Linked DNA regions of Homo sapiens: region 2 is linked to region 1. A link is an interaction called in ENCODE POLR2A ChIA-PET data of the cell type or tissue named here. Cell type or tissue: B cell. All regions are shown on one strand. Each heading gives the region's core, and the rest is flanking DNA. Links, peaks and the distances in the headings are about the cores only.

Region 1 (5,000 bases), core at 1-5,000:
CAGCTACTTTATTTTTCTATTTTTTGTAGAGATGGGGTCCTCACTATGTTGCCTAGGCTTCTCATAACTGGTTTTTAATTGTTTATTTGAAGCAAATATCCCACAGAATTGTCATATGCCCCATATCCATTCATTGGATTCTTTATAATATTTTAAACAAATAATTGGTTACACTTCCTTTGAACACTGTTGATACAGAACTCAATACCTCTCAAAGCAGCCCATTGAATTTCCAAAATCACTAGTTCTAGTCCAGACGCACATTTTCAAAGATGCCTTCTTTCATTCTGCCCTAGCCAGCCAGGCCTTCTTGAGATTTTTTTTTTTTTTTTTTTTTTTTTTTTTTTTAAAGGAACCACAGTTTGGACACAAGCCTCTCTTACAGGGACAATAGTGGATGAGCTGTCTGGATGCTGGTCTTTTGTGGTATCTGCAGTAAAACACATAGCTTCAAACCTGATCTAAATTCTGTTACTTGCAACAGACACTCTTTGATAGCTCAGTGCTCTTCTCATATTAAGGGGAAAGGAGACTGGGGAAGGGAGGAAAGGATATATGGCTCCAGTTTATAAGCCAGGTTAAAATTTCCTAAAGCTCTTCCGTTTTCTTCAGCTATTCACAGAGAACCCTGCTTTGGTAAAATATACTAGGACTTAATGTTTCCATGTTTCCCATACCTTCCTACTCCTATAACTGCCACATGATGATGTGTAATACCAATAGTTTATGAATTTCATAAACTAGTCAAAACTCTTGCGTTGTTTACTGGTAGAGTATTACCATTTAATAAGGACAGATTGTCAGAGCTACACAGGATGAGAAATTATTTGGAGCTAAGTTACTAGTTAGTGTTAAAGTGCCATGGCAGACCCCACCAAAAAAGCAGGTTATTACCAAAACCCCTGTAGTTTTAGGAAATCTCCCAGTTGTAGGAAGAGAAGGCAGTCCAGGTTGACTTAATGTAATTGGATACCAGATAGGGTTTTAATTGAGGTAAAATTCACATAATATAATATTGACCATTTTAAAGTTTACAATTCAGTACCATTTAGTGCATTCATAATCTTGTGCAACTGCCACTTTTGTCTGTGTCCAAAACATTTTCATCATCTGAAAAGGGAACTAACTCTGCCTGTTAAGCAGAATCTTCTCATACCTGCCTCCTCCCAGGCCTGGCAGCCACTAATTTGCTGTCTGTTTCTGTGGGTTGATCTATTCTCGGTATTTCGTATAAATGAAATTATACAATATGTGGCCTTTTGTGTCTGGCTTCTTTCACTTAGCATTATGTTTTTGAGGTTTCATCTGTATTGCAGCATGTGTCAGCACTTAATTCCTATTTATGGCTGAATAATACTCTCTTGTATGGGTATACGATATTTTGTATATCCTTTTGTTAGTTGATGGACATTTGGGCAAATGAGGCTTTTTTTTTTTTTTTTGAGATGGAGTCTTGCTCTGTCACTCAGGCTGGAGCACAGTGGCACGATCACGGCTCACTGCAACCTCTGCTTCCCGGGTTCAAGTGATTCTCCTGCCTCAGCCTCCTGAGTAGCTGGGATTACAGGTGTGCGCCACCATGCCCAGCTAATTTTTCTATTTTTAGTAGAGAGGGGGTTTCACCATGTTGGCCCAGCTGGTCTCGAACTCCTGACTACAGGTGATCCGCCTGGCTTGGCTTCCCAAAGTGCTGTAATTACAGGGGTAAGCCACCGTGGCTGGCCGAAATGAGGCTTTTTTAGAAGCCATCTTTCCCCTCCACATTTTTTTGTTGTTTTCCGACACAGGGTCTCACTGTGTTGCCCAGGCTTGAATGCAGTGGCGCGATCACAGCTTACTGCTGCCTCAACCTCCTGGGCTCAGGTGATCCCCCAACCTTAGCCTCCTCAGTAGCTGGGACTACAGGTGTACACTACCATACTCTGCTAATTTTTTTGTATTTTTAGTAGAGACAGGGTTTTGCCGTGTTGCCCAGGTTGGTCTCGAACTCCTAAGCTCCAGTGATCCTCTCACCTTGGCTTTCCAAAGTTCTGGTATTACAGGCGTGAGCCACCACCCCTGGCCCGTTTTATTAATAAAAAGTTTCAAACTTACAGAAAAGTTGAAAGAGTTGAACAGTTAGTGTCCATGTAAGCACCACTTAGGTTTTATAGTTATTAACATTTTGTTCTGTTTGCTTTATTTTACATTCTCTGTCTGCCCGTCTCTTTTTTATCTATCAGTCTTTTTTTGATGAAGCTTAAAGGGAGTTGCAGACGTTACCCTTAACCCCTAAACCTTCCATAGCTTTGCAGTGACAGTGACAATTTCTGTCCCCACCCACCTGCCATAGTAGAGCCCTGTTGCCCTGAACAGGCTTTAAGGAGAAGGAGTTCAATGAAGTGACCCTATTCAGCCAGGAGCAAATTTCAGGCTTAGAAAAAGATTAATAAGAATCATAAGAATCACACTTCTCATTGCCTTTGCCTTCATGGGATTTAGTCACTGCATGCCAGGCAATATGATGTTTTCTGCTTTGTTTTTGTTTTTATTTTGGTTTTTAATTGAGACACGTAGCTTCTCTAAGAAACCTAAATCTTAGAGTTTTAAGGACTGCATGATAGACTTTTACACTGGCCTCATTTAGTTTTTTGGAGGTCAGGCAGCTGGAGGGTCTAGCCACTCTTCCTACATTCCCCAAATTCCTGAGGACTTTGAGATGCTTCTCTCAGCTGCTTCCTCAAGCTCAAACTGTTAGATCCATGTGTGTTGGTATATCCTTCCAACTTCCTGATGTGGGGTCTCTACTCTGAGTGATTTACTGGCTGGTCAGGCTCTGATATTTAAGAACTTTTTCTAAATAAGGTGATTTGAGAGTAATATCATTAGAATTGAATATTTTAGTAAAATTCAAGAAAGCATCTTTATAATATAATGAGGTAAATAGTTATTTAGGTGGAGTTTGAATCCCAGGCTGTAATTGAGCTTTATGAAGTTGGATAGATCACCTACATTATCCAAACTCTGTCTTATTTGTCAAATGGGCATAATATCGATGCCAGATGACATCAATATGCTTTATTTTTATTTTTCATACTACCTTTCAAAAGCAGGTAATCAAGCCTTAAATGAGTAAGTTTAGGGAAGATAGATTTTTGGCAGAAGAGGGATTGGAAATATTTTTTATGTGTGCAGTTCCAGATCCTGGATAATATATGTTTTGTAGTCACCACATTTAATTCACAAGGCAGTCCATGATGTCATTTTTCTTTTTCTCTCTTTTTTAAGTTTTTAAAAAATGTTTTAAAACATTTTTTAAAATTTATTTATTTTGGTAGAGACGGGATTTCACCATGTTGCCCAGCTGGTCGGAAACTCCCAGGCTTAAGTGATCTACCCACCTCGGCCTCCCAAAGTGCTGGAATTACAGACTTGAGCCACTGTGCCCAGCTTTTTTTTCTTTTTTAATGCAATGGGGTCTTGCTCTGTCACCTAGCCTGGAGTGCAGTAATGTGATTGTAGCTCATTGTAGATTCAAACTCAGGGCTCAAGCAATTCTCCTGCCCCAGGCTTTCAACTGGTGTAGTGGACTATAGGCACATAATACCATGGCCGGCTAATTTTTTAATTTTTTATTGTTTGTCAAGATGAGGTCTTCCTGTGTTTTTCAGGCTGGTCTTGAACTCCTGGGCCAAAGCAATCCTGCCACCCCCCCCCCACCCCCCCCCGCCACCCAAAGTGACTTTTCTTTTTCTTGAGGGAGGGCACTAATCCTGGAAGTGGAGAGTCCAACATTGTAGGACCTCAAATTTTGTCATCATTTTAAATTATTTGCAAGATGATAAGCTTCTGGGGTTAGAAAGGACATTTCAAATATTGGTTATAGAGGTAATAATTTGACTTTCTAGGTTTACCCATGAATAATCAGATTTTTATTATTGAGACCTAAATGTGTTTGTGATGGACTACTATATAAATATATATATACATCCACTATAAACTTCTCCAATCCTGTTTTTGAGCTCTGCTTTTTAATATATGTGTTCTTTTCTCATTTGTTTTTAATTGCTTTATTTTTTAAAGTAAAAGGATTTAATTTTTTTCAGTTGGCGAAGTTAACTCCTTTAATAAGTACATTGATTATGCCAGTATGTTGTAAACAAATACAAAAGATTTACATTAAAAAAATTTCTTTCATTAGAATTAGGGTATGTTTATTTTGAGGGGATAAGAAAAGACTTTCAGGCAGGCCATTTTATGTCAGAACTTCAGAGTAAAACATAGTATAACATTTGTCTACATAGAACTAATAGTTGAAGTCATTGGTTAGAATGAGCTTTTAGAGAATTAAGAGAAGGGGAAAAGACTGATAATTTAATATCTTCAGTTCAGAATAAATAGGTAAATAATCAAGAAAAGAACATTCAAAGATAAAGGGTAACTGAAAGATGCCAAAGAAGAAGATAAATAACAATTACTGATAACATTCTAAAGAGACGTCAAAGAGAATGTCATTACATAAAGGGAATTAGATTTGATCTTTAACATTTTTAGAGACCTTTGAGAGTAAAGACAGCAGAAGGGCTGCTATATTTAAGTTGCCTTCTTCTTTTTCTTTTTCCTTTTTTTTTTTTTTTGAGACGGAGTCTCACTCTCTTGCCCAGGCTGGAGTGCAGTGGCGCGATCTCGGCTCACTGCAACTTCTGCCTCCCAGGTTCAAGCAATTCTCCTGTCTCAGCCTCCCAAGTAGCTGGGACTACAGGTGCATGCCACCACACCTGGCTAATTTTTGTATTTTTAGTAGAGATGGGGTTTCACCATATTGGTCAGGCTGGTCTCGAACTTGTGACCTCAGGTGATCCACCCGCCTCTACCTCCCAAAGTGCTGGGATTATAGGCATGAGCCTCTGCGCCCGGCTGCCTTTTTTTTTTTTTTTTTTTTTTTTTTTTTTTTTAGAGCAAAAATCCTCTAACTTTTCAGTGTCTCTTGATTTCTTCAGAGCTGTTTTCCAGCTGTTAAT
Region 2 (16,364 bases), core at 2,238-7,237, 120 kb before region 1:
TCAATCTCTTAGATACCTTATTATTGACAGCCACTTGTTGACCCAGGAAGGTCAACATATTTGGAACATTAGTCTCTTGTAAAAGAACTTGAGGCCAGTAATTCAAGAAAAAGAAAAAGAAACAAAAGAAAAAAAGAAAAATGTAAAAATGTAAAATCATCTTTAAATTCAACTCTTTTTCTTCCTGGAGATAATCAGAGATCCTCTGGGTAGAACAAAAGATGTTCACAGTTACTCCCCATCTTCATAGAGTACTGTAAAGCCTCTACTCTGTAAAGGATTGTGGCTTATCCAAATAATCACATCAGGGACCTCCCACAGCATAGAGACCACAGCAGATTGCTCTGCATTGAAGGTGAGACACCTGGTGAGGGTGACTCCCACTCCCCACTCCAGATCCCAGATCCCAGAGTCTAGACATTTGCTTTTCCATTAATGACTCCATTAGTGGCTTTTAATGTGTCTCACTTTTTTCTCAATAAACATCAGTGGAAGTGCTAACACTTTCCTCTAGCACCTGGGGGCTGCCTCATGCACCCCAGCCACACACCTCAGGTCACATGCAGAACACACTTACCCTACACTTGGGGATGGCGGTTGATGTGATGCCTTTGCTAAGCTTTCAGGTGCTGTGAGCAGTGGAGAGCAGGGTGAATGGCTTTGCACACCAAATTATTTTGTCTTAACCCAACAACTGTCACTGAACTGACAGACCTTAAAAGATCCATGCAAAGAGACTAATAGCACTGACCCTTGTCCCTGGAGCCCTTTGATAGCTACTCAACACGATATAGATGTCTAATCATCTCTAACAAGAAGGTAGCTGGTGAGCTGCGCATGGTGGCTCACGCCTGTAATCCCACCACTTTGGGAGGCCGAGGCGGGCGGATCACCTGAGGTCAGGAATTCAAGACCAGCCTGGGCAACATGGTGAAACCCTGTCTCTACTACAAATACAAAAATTAGCTGGGCGTGGTAGCACATGCCTGTAATCCCAGTTATTCAGGAGGCTAAGGGAGGAGAATCGCTTGAACTCGGGAGGCAGAGTTGCAGTGAGCCGAGATTGTGCCACTGCACTCTAGCCTGGGCAACAAGGCGAGACTCCATCTCAAAAAGAAAAAAAAAGAAAGTAGCTGGTGGATGTGTGTATCAGCAAGAGACAATTTGAACATCTGCTGTTATTAATAAGGAGCCTTGCCCAAGTGCCTTGTAGTACTAGCCAGTGATGGCAGTTTGTAGATGTAATTTACAAGAAAAATAGACATTTGTATACTAGGGGTGCTTACTAAATATCTTTGGCTACTAGAGTTTTAAATAAAATAAGCATGGAGCATGGGCCTTCTGTACCTTCCCCTGCCCTCTGCTCTTGTTTGCCCTAAAATGCCAGTGTGGCCCCACTGAGCTGAGCTCCCCTCCCTGTGAGATTATGCCCTGGCAGCCTGGCCTTCTTGTGCTTTGCCCATCTCCTTGCCATGGGCCAGCCCTGCCTGTGGTCTCCTGTCTTCATGATTTGCCAGCTCTGTGCCCACCTTCTGGAATCCCTTCCTCCCCCAATTTCAGGTGGACACCTCCTCATTTCCTGACTTCTTCCATCACCTTGCAGGCAAGTACGAAAACAAGGGGCTGATGATCATCGATGAGGAAGAATTCCTGCTGATCCTCAAGCTCAAAGACCTCAAGAAGCAGTACCGCAGCGAGTACCAGGACCTGCGTGACCTCAGGGCTGAGATCCAGTATTGCCAGCACCTAGTGGATCAGTGTCGCCACCGCCTGCTCATGGGTGCGACAGTTGGGAAGGTTGGCCGCCACCTGAGGTACAAGGAGACTCAGGGAGAGGCCACAGCCTGAGTTCTGGAAGCACCCTCAGAGTTTCTCTCTGGCAGAGCCAGGGGCTGGGCAGGGGCTTGAGATGTGTGGTTCCCAGGACTGTGAGGGCCAGAGATGGAGATGGGGACAGGGTAAGACCTTGGAGCAGGAAGTGAACAGATGGTGAGCCTGCAACAGATATAAGACAGATGACAGCACACAGCCCTTACCGGCTTCCTCAAGTTCTGTCTCCTCACCTCCTTGTAGAATTTGACATCTGGTACAATGAGTCCTTTGTCATCCCTGAGGACATGCAGATGGCACTGAAGCCAGGCGGCAGCATCCGGCCAGGCATGGTCCCTGTGAACAGGATTGTGTCTCTGGTGAGCGGCACAGGGGCAGGGGTGTGGCAGTGGTTGAACATGGGGCAATGGGCAGTGCCCCTTGATGTCTGTTCTCAACACAAAGATGGCAGTGTGTGTGGTGCTCCCAGCCTCTCCACAGCCAGCCCAGGCAGGTGGGCAGGTACAGGTCTCTCCTCGGTTATCAAGGAATGGGGGAAAATACCACTCTTACTACTGCCACCTTTCTAAAGCAGTTCATCCTGCTCAGGCAGCAGTTACAGGTTGTCTGTGGGAACACTGACAGACATGGGGGCTGGAGGGCTGTGAGATGCCCTTTTGGTGGCGGTGGGGCGGTGTGTGGCACAAACCCAGCAAGGGACTGCCCTGATGCACACCACAGGCTCTGCTAGGGTATATCCTGACAATACCATGCTAAAGGGACTGTCCTCCCCCAGGGAGAAGATGACCAGGACAAATTCAGCCAGCTGCAGCAGAGGGTGCTTCCTGAGGGCCCTGATTCCATCTCCTTCTACAATGCCAAAGTCAAGATAGAGCAGAAGGTAACTCAGAGGCCTATGTCTCCAGGAGGATGGGGGCCTCAGTGACTAGGAAACCCAGGATCATATTCCCTACTTTAGAGAGGTAGGGGAGGAATGGCACCATTCCAAGGAGATTAGTCACCCTCAGTCAGTGGGTGTCTTCTGCCAACTAGACTGCAATTGGGCTGGACCCTAGAGGAGTCCCACCAACCACGGCCAGGCCAGGACATGGCTGGTGAGTACTGACTAGCCTATGTATGGTTCGCAGAACAAGGCCCAGGGATCCCCTGAGGCTTCCACCTGTCAGGGAGGACCTCTCCAACGGGGTCCACTCTGCACAGGTGGCAGGGGACAGAGGATCACATGCAGCTGAGGCATAGCTAGACATGGCGTTAGCTATAGAGTGGGTGGGGTACTCTCCTCCTCGAGCAGGTTAGGCTGGTGCAGAGGGTCTCCATTCTACTAAGGCCTTGTCTGGAGCCAGAACACAGAGGGCCCTGTGCACTGCACACTCCTCTTTGCACAGAGGCAGTGCTTATACAGCAAGTGGCAGATGCACACGGGGCAGAAGCCCAAGTGAGTTCATTCTTTCGCAAATATTTTTGTAGTTATTTATTAACATACTCATTAGGTGATACATTCAGGTGTTTCAAACATTAAGAAAGCATGAAAGTATATGGCTGGGCACGGTGGCTCACGCCTGTAATCCCAGCACTTTGGGCGGCTGAGGTGGGTGGATCACTTGAGGTCAGGAGTTCAAGACCAGCCTGGGCAACATGATGAAACCCTGTCTCTACTAAAAATACAAAAAATTAGCCAGGCGTGGTGGCACATGTCTGTAATTCCAGCTACTCAAGAGGCTGAGGCAGGAGAATCGCTTGAACCTGGGAGGTAGAGGTTGCAGTGAGCCAAGATCACACCACTTTACTCCAGCCTGTGCAATAAAGCGAAACTCTATCTCAAAAAAAAAGAAAAAAAAAATGCTGGGCACAGTGGCTCTGGCTGGGCACGGTGGCTCACGCCTGTAATCCCAGCACTTTGGGAGGCTGAGGCAGGTGGATTGCCTGAGCTCAGGAGTTTGAGACCAGCCTGGGCAACATGGTGAAACCCTGTCTCTACTAAAATACAAAAACTTAGCTGGGTGTGGCAGCATGCTCCTGTAGTCCCAGCCACTCGGGAGGCTGAGGCAGGACAATTGCTGGAATCTGGGAGGCGGAGGTCCCAGTGAGCTGAGATTGTACCACTACACTCCAGCCTCGGCGACAGAATGAGAGACTCCGTCTCCAAAAAAAAAAAAAAGAAAGTACAAATGCTGTCCCCCTCTATCAGCTTCTGATAGGGCACCCCTGTCACTTGTTTCAGATCCTGGAAACCCCTTCTGACAGGACACCCCATCACTTGTTTCTAGTGTTCCCCTCAGTTTTCTCTCTTTCTTTTTTTTGGGGGGGGTGGGATGGAATTTCACTCTTATTGCCCAGGCTGGAGTGCAATGGCGTGTCCTCACCTCACTGCAACCTCCACCTCCCAGGTTCAAGTGATTCTCCTGCCTCAGCCTCCTGAGTAGCTGGGGGCATGCTACCATGCCCGGCTAATTTTTTGTATTTTTAGTAGAGATGGGGTTTCACCATGTTGGCCAGGCTGGTCTCGAACTCCTGACCTCAGGTGATCGACCCGCCTTGGCCTCCCAAAGTGCTGGGATTACAGGCGTGAGCCACCGTGCCTGGCTTCCCCTCAGTTTTCTGCACCTTGCTTTTTCTACTTAGCAACACATCCTGAAGATCATGCTGTGTCAACCTATTGGTGCTTCTGTGTCTTTTTTTTTTCTTTTCTTTTCTTTTGAGACGGTGTTGTGCTCTGTTGCCCAGGCTAGAGTGCAGTGGCATGATCATGGCTCATTACAGCCTCGACCTCACAGATTGAAGCGATCCTCCCACCTCAGCCTCCCGAGTAGCTGGGACTATAGGCATACACCACATGCCCAGCTAATTTTTTTTTTTTTTGGTAGAGATGGGGTTTTGCCTTGTTGCCCAGGCTGGTCTCAAACACCTAGGCTCAAGTGATCCGCCTGCCCTGGCCTCCCAAAGTGCTGGGATTACAGGCATGAGCCATTGTACCTGGCCGGTTTTTTCTTATTAATTTTTAGGAACTTTTTTTTTTTTTTTTTTTTTTTTTGAGACAGAGTCTCACTCTGTCGCCCAGGCTGGAATGCAGTGGCACAGTCTTGGCTCACTGCAACTTCTGCCTCTGGGCTCAAACTATTCTCCTGCCTCAGCCTCTTGAATAACTGGGACTACAGGCACCCGCAACCACACTCAGCTAATTTTTTTGTATTTTAAGTAAAGACAGGGTTTCACCATATTGGCCAGGCTGGTCTCAAACTCCTGACCTCAGGTGATCCACCCACCTTGGCCTCCCAAAGTGCTGGGATTACAGATATGAGCCACTGCACCTGACCAAGAAATTAGCTCTTTGTGATATGATTTACAACTATTTCTTCCTGTTTGTCATTTGTCTTTTGACTTTCCTTATGGTTTTTGTTTTTTTTTTTTTTTTGAGATGGAGTCTCGCTCTGTCGCCCAACCTGGAATGCAGTGGCGTGATCTCGGCTCACTGCAACTCCGCCTCCCGGGTTCACGCCATTCTCCTGCCTCAGCCTCCTGAGTAGCTGGGACTACAGGTGCCCGCCACCACGCCCAGCTAATTTTTTGTATTTTTAGTAGAGACGGGGTTTCACCGTGTTAGCTAGGATGGTCTCGATCTCCTGACCTCTTGATCCACCCGCCTCGGCCTCCCAAAGTGCTGGGATTATAGGTGTGAGCCAGCATGCCCGGCCGACTTTCCTTATAGTTTTTTGTAGGTATTTTGTTATTTTTAAGAAATCAAGCTTAGTCCATTTAGGCTGCTGCAACAAAATACCTTAGACTGGGGAATTTATAAACAGTAGAAATGGGCTGGGCGCGGTGGCTCACACCTGTAATCCCAGCACTTTGGGAGGCTGAGATGAGTGGATCACCTAAGGTCGGGAGTTCGAGACCAGCCTGGCCAACATGGTGAAACCTCGTCTCTACTAAAAATACAAAAATTAGCCGGGTGTGGTGACGCATGCCTGTAGTTCCAGCTACTCGGGAGGCTGAGGCAGGAGAATTGCTTGAACCCGGGAGGTGGAGGTTGCGGTGAGCTGAGATCGCACCACTGCACTCCAGCCTGGGTGACAGAGTGAGACTCCGTAAAAAAAACAAAACAAAACAAAAAAAACAGCAGAAATGTATTGCTCACAGTTCTGGAAGCTGGCAAGTATAACATCAAGGCATCAGCAGATATGGGCTAGTAAGGGTTTGCCCTCCGCTTCAGAGGTGGTGCCTTCTAGTTGTGTCCTCACACAGCAGAAGTGCAATAAACTAACGAGCTCCCTCAGGCCCCTTTTATAGGGCACTAATCCCATCCCTGAGGGTAAAGCCTTCAAGACCTGTCACCTCTCAAAGGCCTCACCTCTTCATAGCATCACCATGGGGGTTAGCTTTCAACATATGAATTTTGGGGAGACACTGATATTCAGACCATAGCACAAGTTTATCGGTATTCTTTTTCTTAGTTTCTGGATTTTGTGTCATCATTTCCCCTAGTTGAATTCACTCTTTACGTTTAGGATTAAGCTGACATCTTCACTTACCTGATGGCTGTGAGGAGCTGAAGCCCATCCAGAGAGGCTTAAGCATAGGGGTCTCTTACATGGATTCTGAAGGTCCCATAGAGCAGCACGTCCCATCCTGTGCTGTGCACACAAATCACCAGGGGTCTTTTTAGAATGCAGATGGCCGGTAACAATAGCTCGTGCCTATAATCCCAGTACTTTGGGAGGCTGAGGCGGGCAGATCACTTGAGGCCAGGAGTTCGAGACCAGCCTGGCCATTGTGGTGAAACCCCATCTCTACTAAAAATACAAAAATTAGCCAGCCATGGTGGTGCATGCCTGTGCACGCCTGTAATCCCAGCTACTTGGGAGGCTGAGGTGTGAGAATTGCTTAAACCAGGGAGGTGGAGGTTGCAGTGAGCCAAGCTTGCACCACTGCACTCCAGCCTGGGCAACGAAGAGAAACTGTCTAAAAAAAAAAAAAAAAAAAAAAAAAAAGTAGATACTGATGGAGCCTGAGATTCTATATTTTGAATAAACTCCCAGATGATGTCCATGCTGCTAGTCCAGGACCACACTTGGGGTAGCACACTTAGAGGCTTTACCTTAGAACCTGCTCTTTATTAGGTTGAAGACGTTCTTTTCTGTTCCTATTCATTGAGTGTGTATTTTTTTTCTCAATCATGAAGGGAATATTGGAACCGTTATCTTTTTGCATACTGCCTCCCTTTTCTTTCTATTCTCATTCCCAGGACTCTGATTAGATGTATTTTATTTCATTCTGTCCTCTGTATCTCTTAAAATATCTTATGTTTCTTCCAGCTCCTCATTTCTCTATGCTGTAATTTAGGTAACTTTTTTTTTTAGACGGAGTTTTGCTCTTTCACCCTGGCTGGAGTGAAGTGGCGCAATCTCGGCTTACGGCAGCCTCTGCCCCCTGGGTTGTAAGTGATTCTCCTGCCTCAGCCTCCCAAGTAGCTGGGATTATAGGCATGCGCCACCATGCCTGGCTAATTTTTGTATTTTTAATACAGACAGGGTTTCACCGTGTTGGCCAGCCTGGTCTTGAACTCCTGACCTCGTGATCCACCCGCCTTGGCTTCCCAAAGTGCTGGGATTAGAGGCATGAGCCACTGTGCCCAGCCTGGGTAACTTCTTTTTTTTTCCCCCACAAGATGGAGTCTTCCTCTGTCACCTAGGCTGGAGTGCAATGGTGTGATCTTGGCTCACTGCAACCTCTGCCTCCCAGGTTTAAGCGATTCTCCTTCCTCGGCCTCCTGAGTAGCTGGGATTATAGGCATGCGCCACCACTACCGGCTAATTTTGTATTTTTAGTAGAGATGGGATTTTTCCTGTTGGTCAGGCTGGTCTCGAACTCCCGACCTCGGGTGATCCACCCGCCTCGACCTCCCAAAGTGCTGGGATTACAGGCATGAGCCATCGTGCCTGGCATTCTTTTTCTTTTTAATTAAAAACAATTTTTTAAAAATAGAGACTGGGTCTCCCTATGTTGCTCAGGCTGGTCTTCAGTTCCTAGACTCAAGGGATCCTCCTGCCTGGGCCTTCCAAAGTGCTGGGATTACAGGCATGAGCCACTGCACCCAGCCTTTTTTTTTTTTTTTTGACAAGGTCTTGCTCTGTCACCCAAGCTGGAGGGAGTGCAGTGACACGATCATAGCTCACTGCAGTCTTGATATCCTGGGCTCAAGCAATCATCTCACCTCAGCTTCCCAAAGTGCTGGGATCATGGGCGTGAGCCCCTGTGCCCAGATAGTTATTTTAAATAAATTCTTATTTTATGCTTTTTAAAAGGCTTTATTGAGACAGAATTTGCATACCATACAATTCACCCATTTAAAATGTGCAACTCGCCAGTCACGGTGGCTCACGCCTGTAATCCCAGCACTTTGGGAGACTGAGGTGGGTGGATCACTTAAGGTGAGGAGTTCAGGACCAGCCTGGCTAACATGGTAAAACCCTGTCTTTACTAAAAACACAAAAACTAGCCGGGGATGGTGGTGCACACGTGTAATCACAGCTACTCAGGAGGCTGAGGCAGGAGAATCGCTTGAACCCGGGAGGCAGAGGTTGTAGTGAGCCGAGATTGCGCCACTGTACTCCGGCCTGGGTGACAGAGCGAGACTCCATCTCAAAAAAAAAAAAAATTCTAAATCATTAAGCAGAGGAGTCCTGTATTTCTACAGGTCAAAATTCTATTCTCTCATTCCCCAATCTCTATAATTCTCTGTGTTGGCCATTTTTAATGTTTAAGATATGCCCATGCACAGACTTTTTATGCAAATGTTATACTCGAACCATTCCATGTTCTTTCAATTCTATGTTTTAGTTATTTAAATATATACTTTTATATAGGAAACATATAGATCAGATTTTTCATGGTCAAAATCTGTTTCCTGTTTTACTGAGTCTCATGGTGGCTTGACAGTGGCGTGTGTATGTGTGTGTGTTTGTGTGTGTATTGAAATCGTGACCTTGTGTTTGATTGAACTTAAGCTCAAGGAGACCTGAACACATAAATAGAAATTATTTTCCCCCTGAAAAGGTTTGCACTTGCTTTCTGCAGTTACCCATGGGGCATTACCAACCCAGGACCATTTTAACCCTCTTCAAGAATTCCAGTTTAATATGGGAGCTTCAATTCAGACTCCTACTTTGTGGGGAACCTAAGATTCCATGTTCCAAGCTAGTTTTAGCGTTTGCTGGCTTACAGCCCACTGTTTCTGTTTCAGCCTACAGTTTTCACCTGCTTTCTAAGAGCCTAGTGATGCATTAAAAAGGTATAATTTGTGAACATCTGATTGATTGCAGTGGCAAAGAGAGGGCCCTTCTGAATACCTGGCCCCTAACTCCTCTGGAGATAGAACCCTCTTCTTTTCTTTCTGAACCTATTCCCTATCAGAAACTCCCAAGAATGCCCTTGAAACCTATATGCCTCCTTTCAAATATGCCTGCCAGACTGTTTTAAAATAGTTTTACACACTTTCTTTAGGATAAAAGAATGAAAGAGTTTGAATGGATGTTATTTCTCAGAGAATTGGGGCTACTCAGAAGGAATCCTTGTCCACAACCCATGATGTTTGCAGGAGGAATGATAGGGTGAATGTGAGTGGCCTGGTCTGAGTCCCTGCTATGTCTGTCCCTCCTAATAAGTTCCTGTTTTCTCTTCCCTCTGTGTCCAGCATAATTACTTGAAAACCATGATGGGCCTCCAGCAGGCACATAGAAAATAGAACCTCATCGCCAGTACCTTAAAGGACAAGACCAGCAACTCCCACCTACTGTAGTGGAGCTGCTCAACCACCTGCCCAGAGCTGCAGCCCCCTCTACTCCAATGCTGGGACCCAGCACAGAGAACACATTTGGCCTGCATGTTGGGAGGAGCATCCTCCAAGGACAACCTTGCTCATCTCCACAGAGCACTTTGGGTTTTAATTCACTGTCTTATATGCAGGGACAGGATAAAATAACTTTCTAGTTTGGACTTTCAGTGCTCATCTGAGAACTTTGTCTTATTTCCTGTCTGAAAGGACATATTCTCTATGTATGTGTGAGGTCAGAACTGAGTCTCAAGTAGGAAGGCAGAAAAGTAGCTCAGCCAGGCTCCTCCTGGCAGGCCTTTGTCACACTGGTCAGCCCCTTTCCTGGATAGACATCCTAGGGTGGGGGTGGTGAGCTCGGTCTGAGGAGCTCTGCTTCTCACAGCTCCCTCAGACCCTAAGTTCTCTCAAGACATCTTTTCTGTGTTTCTGAGCCAGTGAAGAAGACAGGAGGAGGCCCTCCTTCATTTGGCAACCAGGGGAGGATAAGGTCTAGCCACAGAGACCAGAAAGGGATGAGGCAGAGCTGGCTCCATGTACCAGGGAATAAATGAGCAGCTTCTGGGAGACATGTCCTCTGCATGTTTCCAGAACACCACGGCCTTCCCTACGCAGCATGCACGGCCACCAGGCACCAGGGTGCCTCCCCTCCCCGCTTTCTCTCTCCGTGTAGGCTGCACTGAGCAGAAGTGAAAGTGAACGATTTACCCTGAATAGGAACTGGGATCACTGTCAAGGCTGAGCAGGGAAGAGAGAAGATATCACTCTCTATCAAGTTACCAGGCTGCAGCTTGGGCCCTTGGTGGTGGCACCAAAGGGAAAGAGTTCATTACTTTGCTCAGAGAACAAACTCAGGCCCTCTGGGGCCTTCCAGGCTGACTGATACGCCCCTGGGTTGGTAAACCAAGTCTCCACTGAGCGAAAAGTTTCAGTGCTTCCTTGGAATTGTATCTCACCCCCTCTTCTGTTCTTATGGGTCAAGGCCTTGGCCTGACACTCTGTGGGTGCTCCCCCGTCTGACACCCTCATCAGGGCCTTGAGGTTTCTGTTATTCTTCCAACAGTGGGAGAGGAGGTTCTGCTCACCTGGCAGTCCTGTCATGGGAAGCTGTGAGAGAAAAATACATCACTTCTGATGGGTGATATCTAGCTCTGGGACCACTTTGTATGAGGAAAGATGGAAGGAACTAGGTCTGCTTACCTGAAGAGGAAGAGAAATGTGACAGAGGCCATGAGGGGCTGCCAGGTAGAAGGGAAAGCAAGAGGATGTGGATGTGGGCTGAATGAGTAGCAAACATTTTTCCCAAAGGTTTTGTTGTTATTGTTGTTGTTTTTGAGACAGGGTGTCACTCTGTCATCCAGGCTGGAGTGCAGTGGTGCCATCACAGCTCCTTGCAGCCTCAACCTCCTGGGCTCAATCCTCCCACCCCAGCCTCCTGAGTAGCTGGGACTACAGGTGCGCACCACCATGCCTGGCTAGTTTTTTAAATTTTTTCTGGAGATGGAGTCTCACTATGTTGTCCAGAATGGTCTTGAAACTTCTGGGCTCAAACGATCCTCCCACCTCAGCCTCCCAAAGTGCCAAGGGATTACAGGTGTGAGCCACCTCTCCTGGCTAAGATTGTTATCTCAAAATAAGAAGAGGCTTAAAATGAGAGCAGTCCTGGCATGAAGTCATTAGTGAGGGCCCTGCAGCAGTAGGCTGTCTGGCAAGGAGGTTGCACCTGGTTGAAGGTTGAACTGGATAGTATCTATCCAATCAAAAACCCTGTGATTCTGCTCTTCAGCCCATCAGCAGATGGACATGGATTTTGTTGAAGAAAGTGATAGGATTGCCTTGGGGGCTCTGCCCTCTCCCTCCTCCAGCTCCTTTCTCTTCCCCTGACTGATGCTTCCAGGAGTCGATGCTTCCAGTATGGCAGGAAGGTAGGGGTGTTGTGTTCATTCAGATGGGTCTGTCATTCCAGAAAATAGTTCCTGCTGAGTTAATTTGCCAGCCAAGTCACCCCTGGAGGGACTTCCAGTTGCAACAATGTGACAGGTGAGATAATCTGAAAACATTCCTGCTACAAATAGAGGTGCTGACTAAAATATAACATTCTTTTAAATACAGTTGACCCTTGAGGCCACATGTGGTGGTTCATGCCTGTAATCCCAGCACTTTGGGAGGCTGAGGCAGGTAGATCACTTGAGGCCAGGAGTTTGAGACCAGCCTGGCAAACATGGCAAAAACCTGTCTCTACTAAAAATACAAAAATTAGCCGGGTGTGGTGGTGCACACCTGTAATCCCAGCTACTTGGGAGGCTGAGACACAAGAATTGCTTGAACCTGGGAGGCGAAGGCTGCAGTGAGCTGAGATCATGCTGCCGCACTCCAGCCTGGGGAACAGAGATTCTGTCTCAAAAAAAAAGAAAAAGAGAAAAGAAATACAGTTGACCCTTGAACAACACGGGTTTGAAATGCACAAGTCTACTTATACATGGGATTTTTTCAACCAAAGGTGGATTGAAAATACAGTATTCAAGGGATGCAAAATCTGCATATGTGGAGAGTCAACTTTTTGTATGTGCAGGTTCCGCAGGACTGAGTGCAGGACTTATGTGTGGATTTTGGCATATGGAAGGGGCCCTGGAGCCAATCCCACATGTATACCAAGGGACGACTGTACAAAGTAAGATTTGCAAGCAAGAAAGGGAACTGTCAGGAGCTGAACATAAAGGAGGAACTGAAAACCTGAGTGGTCAGCGTGTGAACTGGCTATGTCTTCTAGGGACTAGGAGAAGGTATGTGAGCGGATTGTTACTTTTGAAGGTTAAATGTCCACATAAGTATGAGAAATAAGACGTCAGTTCATGCCATATAGGAAGCTGGAAATGGGACTGCCTGAATAAAGATGGCACCCTGAAGGCTTCATCACTGGTGAAGAGGTGAGCTAGAAAACCGAATGTCTAATTGTCTCCCTAAACATACTTTACCCATAACCTTCCTTAGCCTAATTGCTCAGGCTAAAATCCTTAGTTTTGTACTTCATTCCTCTCTTCTCTCAGACCTCACACTGAATCTATCCAGAAATTCAGTAGGCTTTACCTTCCTCCTATATTCAAAATCTGACCATTTCTCACCACTTCTTGCCTGGATATTGCAACAGCTTCCTGTCTCCTGGCTTCTCCTTTTGCTCTCTATTTCCAGAACAGCAGCCTGGCTGAACCTTTTTTTTTTTTTTTTTCCTCATGCTGGAGAGCAGTGGCATGATCCTAGCTCACTGCATCCTCGAACTCCTGGGTTAAAACAATCCTCCCATGTCAGCCTCCAGAGTAGGTAGGATTACAAGCCACCAGGTCTAGCCCTGGTTGACCTTCTGAAATATGTTAGATCACATTACACCTCTTCTCAAATTTTTAATGGTTTCCTATTTTGCTCAGAGTGAAACCCAAGTCCTTAAAACATCCCACAAGATCCTATATAATCGTGACTTCTATGATTTCTCTACTCTTGTCTCATCTACTGTCCCCTTGCTCACTCTACTCCAGCCACATGGGCTTCCTTACTTTTCCTCCCAACATGCCAGACAGACAGCTCCTGCTTCCAGGCCTTTGCAATGGCTGTTTCCTCTGCCTAAAACATTCTTTCCCTACATGTCCACATGATTCACTTTCCTAAGTCCTTGCTTAAATGTCACTTTTTTCTTTTCTTTTTTTTTTTTGAGTCGGAGTCTCGCTGTGTCTCCCAGGCTGGAGTGCAATGGTACAATCTTGGCTCACTGCAACCTCCGCCTCCCAGCTTCAAGCGATTCTCCTGCCTCAGCCTTCCAAGTAGCTGGGATTACAGGCACGTGCCACCACACCCAGCAAACTTTTGTATTTGTAGTAGAGATGGGGTTTCACTATATTGGCCAGGCTGGTCTCTTGGCCAGGCTGGTCTCAATCACCTGACCTCGTGATCCGCCTGCCTCGGCCTCCCAAAGTGCTGGGATTACAGGCGTGAATCACCACGCCCGGCCCTTTTTTGAGACAGAGTTTCACTCTCTTGACAGGCTGGAGTGCAGTGGTGCGATCTCTGTTCACTGCAACCTCTGCCTCCTGAGTTCAAGCAATTCTCACACCTCAGCCTCCAAGTAGCTGGGATTACAGGCGCGCACCACCACGCCCAGCTAATTTTTTTTTTGTATTTTTTTTTTTTTTTTTTTTTAGTAGAGACGGGGTTTTTCACCATGTTGGCCAGGCTGGTCTCAAACTCCTGACCTCGAGTGGTCTGCCTGCATCAGCCTCCCAAAATGCTGGGATTATAGGCATGAGCCACCACACCCGGCTTTAAATGTCACATTCTGTAGCAGATGCTGTCATGCCTTGACACAGTCCCTTGCACTTGCCATTCCTGCTAATGGCTTCCTAGTGAAAGCATCTGCAACTTTCCACATAAAGGCTTTGTCTACATAGGTGTTCATCTGCTTCAGGGTAGTTCCAAATGCCAGGGAGTTAACGACACCTTTAGGAGCAACCCTCAACCAATAAATCAGTGGATTATTATCTCAACTTTCTCCCCTTTGGGTAGAACAACTCCTCTGGGCATGTTTTCCACTAAATGGAACTTTCCCAGGACTTCCCAGCATAAACACACAAATTCACACATACACGAATGGAGCCAAAGAAAAAAATAGTTGATATATTGTTTGTGGGCTTGTCAATGAAATGATAACATCTTAAAATACTTAGGCTAGGCACAGTGACTCATGACTGTAATACTGGCACTTTGAGTGGCTGAGGTAGGAGGATTGCTTGAGCCCAGAAGTTCGAGACCAGCCTGGGCAACATGGCAAAATCCCATGTCTATAAAAATAAAATAAAAAATTAGCTGGGCATGGTGGCACTCCAACCTGACAACAGAGTGAGACCCTGTCTATATATATATATGTAAATGGAATTTGAGGAGAAAAGTAAAAATAAGAAAACAAAAAAGAAGCATAAAAAAGAATATATGTATGATATATATAACATTATTTTAACAGCTTTAATTTTTTTTTAATGGGCTCAAGCAATCATCCCACTAAAAATCCTGGCTAATTTTTTTTTTTTTAACTTTCTATAGAGACAAGTTCTCACTATATTGCCCAGGTTGGTCTTGAACTCCTGGGCTCAAGTGATCCTCCTGCCTTGGCCTCCCAAAGTGCTGGGATTATAGGCATGAGCCACTGCACCTGGCCTATATTTTTAATAATATATATTATAAAAGTGTAATGAAAAGGATACAATTGAATCAGTATAGCACCCAAAGTTTCTTTCTAGAGGTCTGAGATTCAAGGTAGGACAAAAAGCTCTGGAGAGTCCCTCCTATGTTCCATTATCTTTAATCCAAAGAGCTCAGATACCTCTATTGCTATTTCCTCTGGCACTGCAGGGAAGTTCCAATCCACCTGGTCCGCACTAGTTGGGCCCAGGGAGTATCGGTCTGGGCTTGATTGTTGGTCAGTGGATTGCACTTTTATGAAGCAATACAAAATAGGGACAGATCACAGGCTTTGGGCCAGAGACACCTGAGTTTAGATTGGGATTCTGTATCTTACTGACATTTGACATTGAGTAAGTTGTCTAATTTCTCTGCCTTCCTTTCCTTGTGTATAGAACCATGATCACTGTAGGGCTTTGTGGAATGATGTGAAGTGCACAGCAGGTCCTCAACCAATTGAAACAGCCATGACAGTAACAATAACTATGAAAATAAAGATGCGAATGTACCCAGCATTATGTTTGATAGGTGATTAGCTTGTACACACACACACGCACATACATATACATGCATGCACACATACAACCAATGTTAGTCTCCCTCTCCACTCCCCAAAATGGATTTTGGATTTGAAGAGGCAGCATTTGGGCCAATATTATCTCTCTCCAATTAATGCTGACTGTCATGGCATTTTAAGACCAATCTCTGGCCGGGCACGGTGGCTCACACCTGTAATCCCAGCACTTTGGGAGGCCGAGGCAGGCGGATCACTTGACGCCAGGAGTTCGAGACCAGCCTGGCCAACATGGTAAAACCCCATCTCTACTAAAAATTTTAAAAAATTAGCTGGGTGTTACAGCTGGGTGAAACAGTGAGACCCTGTCTCAAAAAATTAAAAAAAAAAAAGGGCAAACCAATAATCTAAGGGCAAATTCTTATGCCAAACCTTATTTTAAGATTGGACTCTGGGCCAGGCACGGTGGCTCATGCCTGTAATCCCAGGACTTTGTGAGGCCAAGGTGGGCAGATCACTTGAGGTAAGGAGTTCAACACCAGCCAGGCATGGTGGTAGATGCCTCTAATCCCAGCTACTCCGAAGGCTGAGGCAGGAGAATCGCTTGAACCTGGGAAGTGGAGTTGCAGCGAGCCAAGATTGTACCACTGCACTCCAGCCTGAGCAACAAAGAAAGACTCTAAAAAAAAAAAAAAAAAAAAAAAAGACTGGGCTCTGAATAAAGTGAAAAAGAAAACGTGTTATGTACACACACACAACAAAGAAAAAGGGAGGTGCATTTTTGAGCTCTGAGACAGCTGTTCTTAACCCTGGCTGCATATTATGATCAACTGGAGTGCTTTTATAAAATCCTGATGCCTAGGCCACATGTTAGATAAATTAAATCAGAGCCTCTGGGACCTGAGCCTCAGTATGTTTTAAAAGCTCCCCAAGTGACTCTAATGTGCACACTGAGTTGAAAACACCCTT

The links. ChIA-PET counts read pairs that join two places held together with the same protein. Peaks named below come from ENCODE experiments on the same cell type or tissue, not always from the same donor. Only the 100,000 strongest peaks of a DNase experiment are listed, where the experiment ranks them.
Region 2: POLR2A ChIA-PET joins it to region 1 with 6 read pairs; 3 of 35 experiments call an interaction of 5 or more read pairs at or near these places.

Annotation. Positions count from the first base shown.
Region 1 is chr3:47,106,428-47,111,427 of GRCh38, reverse strand. The region is part of intron 5 of SETD2 (SET domain containing 2, histone lysine methyltransferase); the gene reads left to right. Among named protein-coding and RNA genes, the nearest start is that of SETD2, 55 kb to the left of the region's middle. In B cell, for the core only: no CTCF peak of the experiment used is centred there; no DNase peak of the experiment used is centred there; H3K27ac peaks cover 446 bases.
Region 2 is chr3:47,221,859-47,238,222 of GRCh38, reverse strand. It overlaps KIF9 (kinesin family member 9), which reads left to right. Exons shown (of 21, transcript NM_182902.4): 18 at 1,604-1,780; 19 at 2,074-2,189; 20 at 2,606-2,710; 21 at 9,521-10,225. The coding sequence ends at 9,571. It overlaps KIF9-AS1 (KIF9 antisense RNA 1), which reads right to left. Exons shown (of 7, transcript NR_033373.1): 3 at 6,360-6,456; 4 at 2,064-2,166. Among named protein-coding and RNA genes, the nearest start is that of SNORD13J, 21 kb to the left of the region's middle. RefSeq lists an enhancer at 10,013-10,272. In B cell, for the core only: no CTCF peak of the experiment used is centred there; no DNase peak of the experiment used is centred there.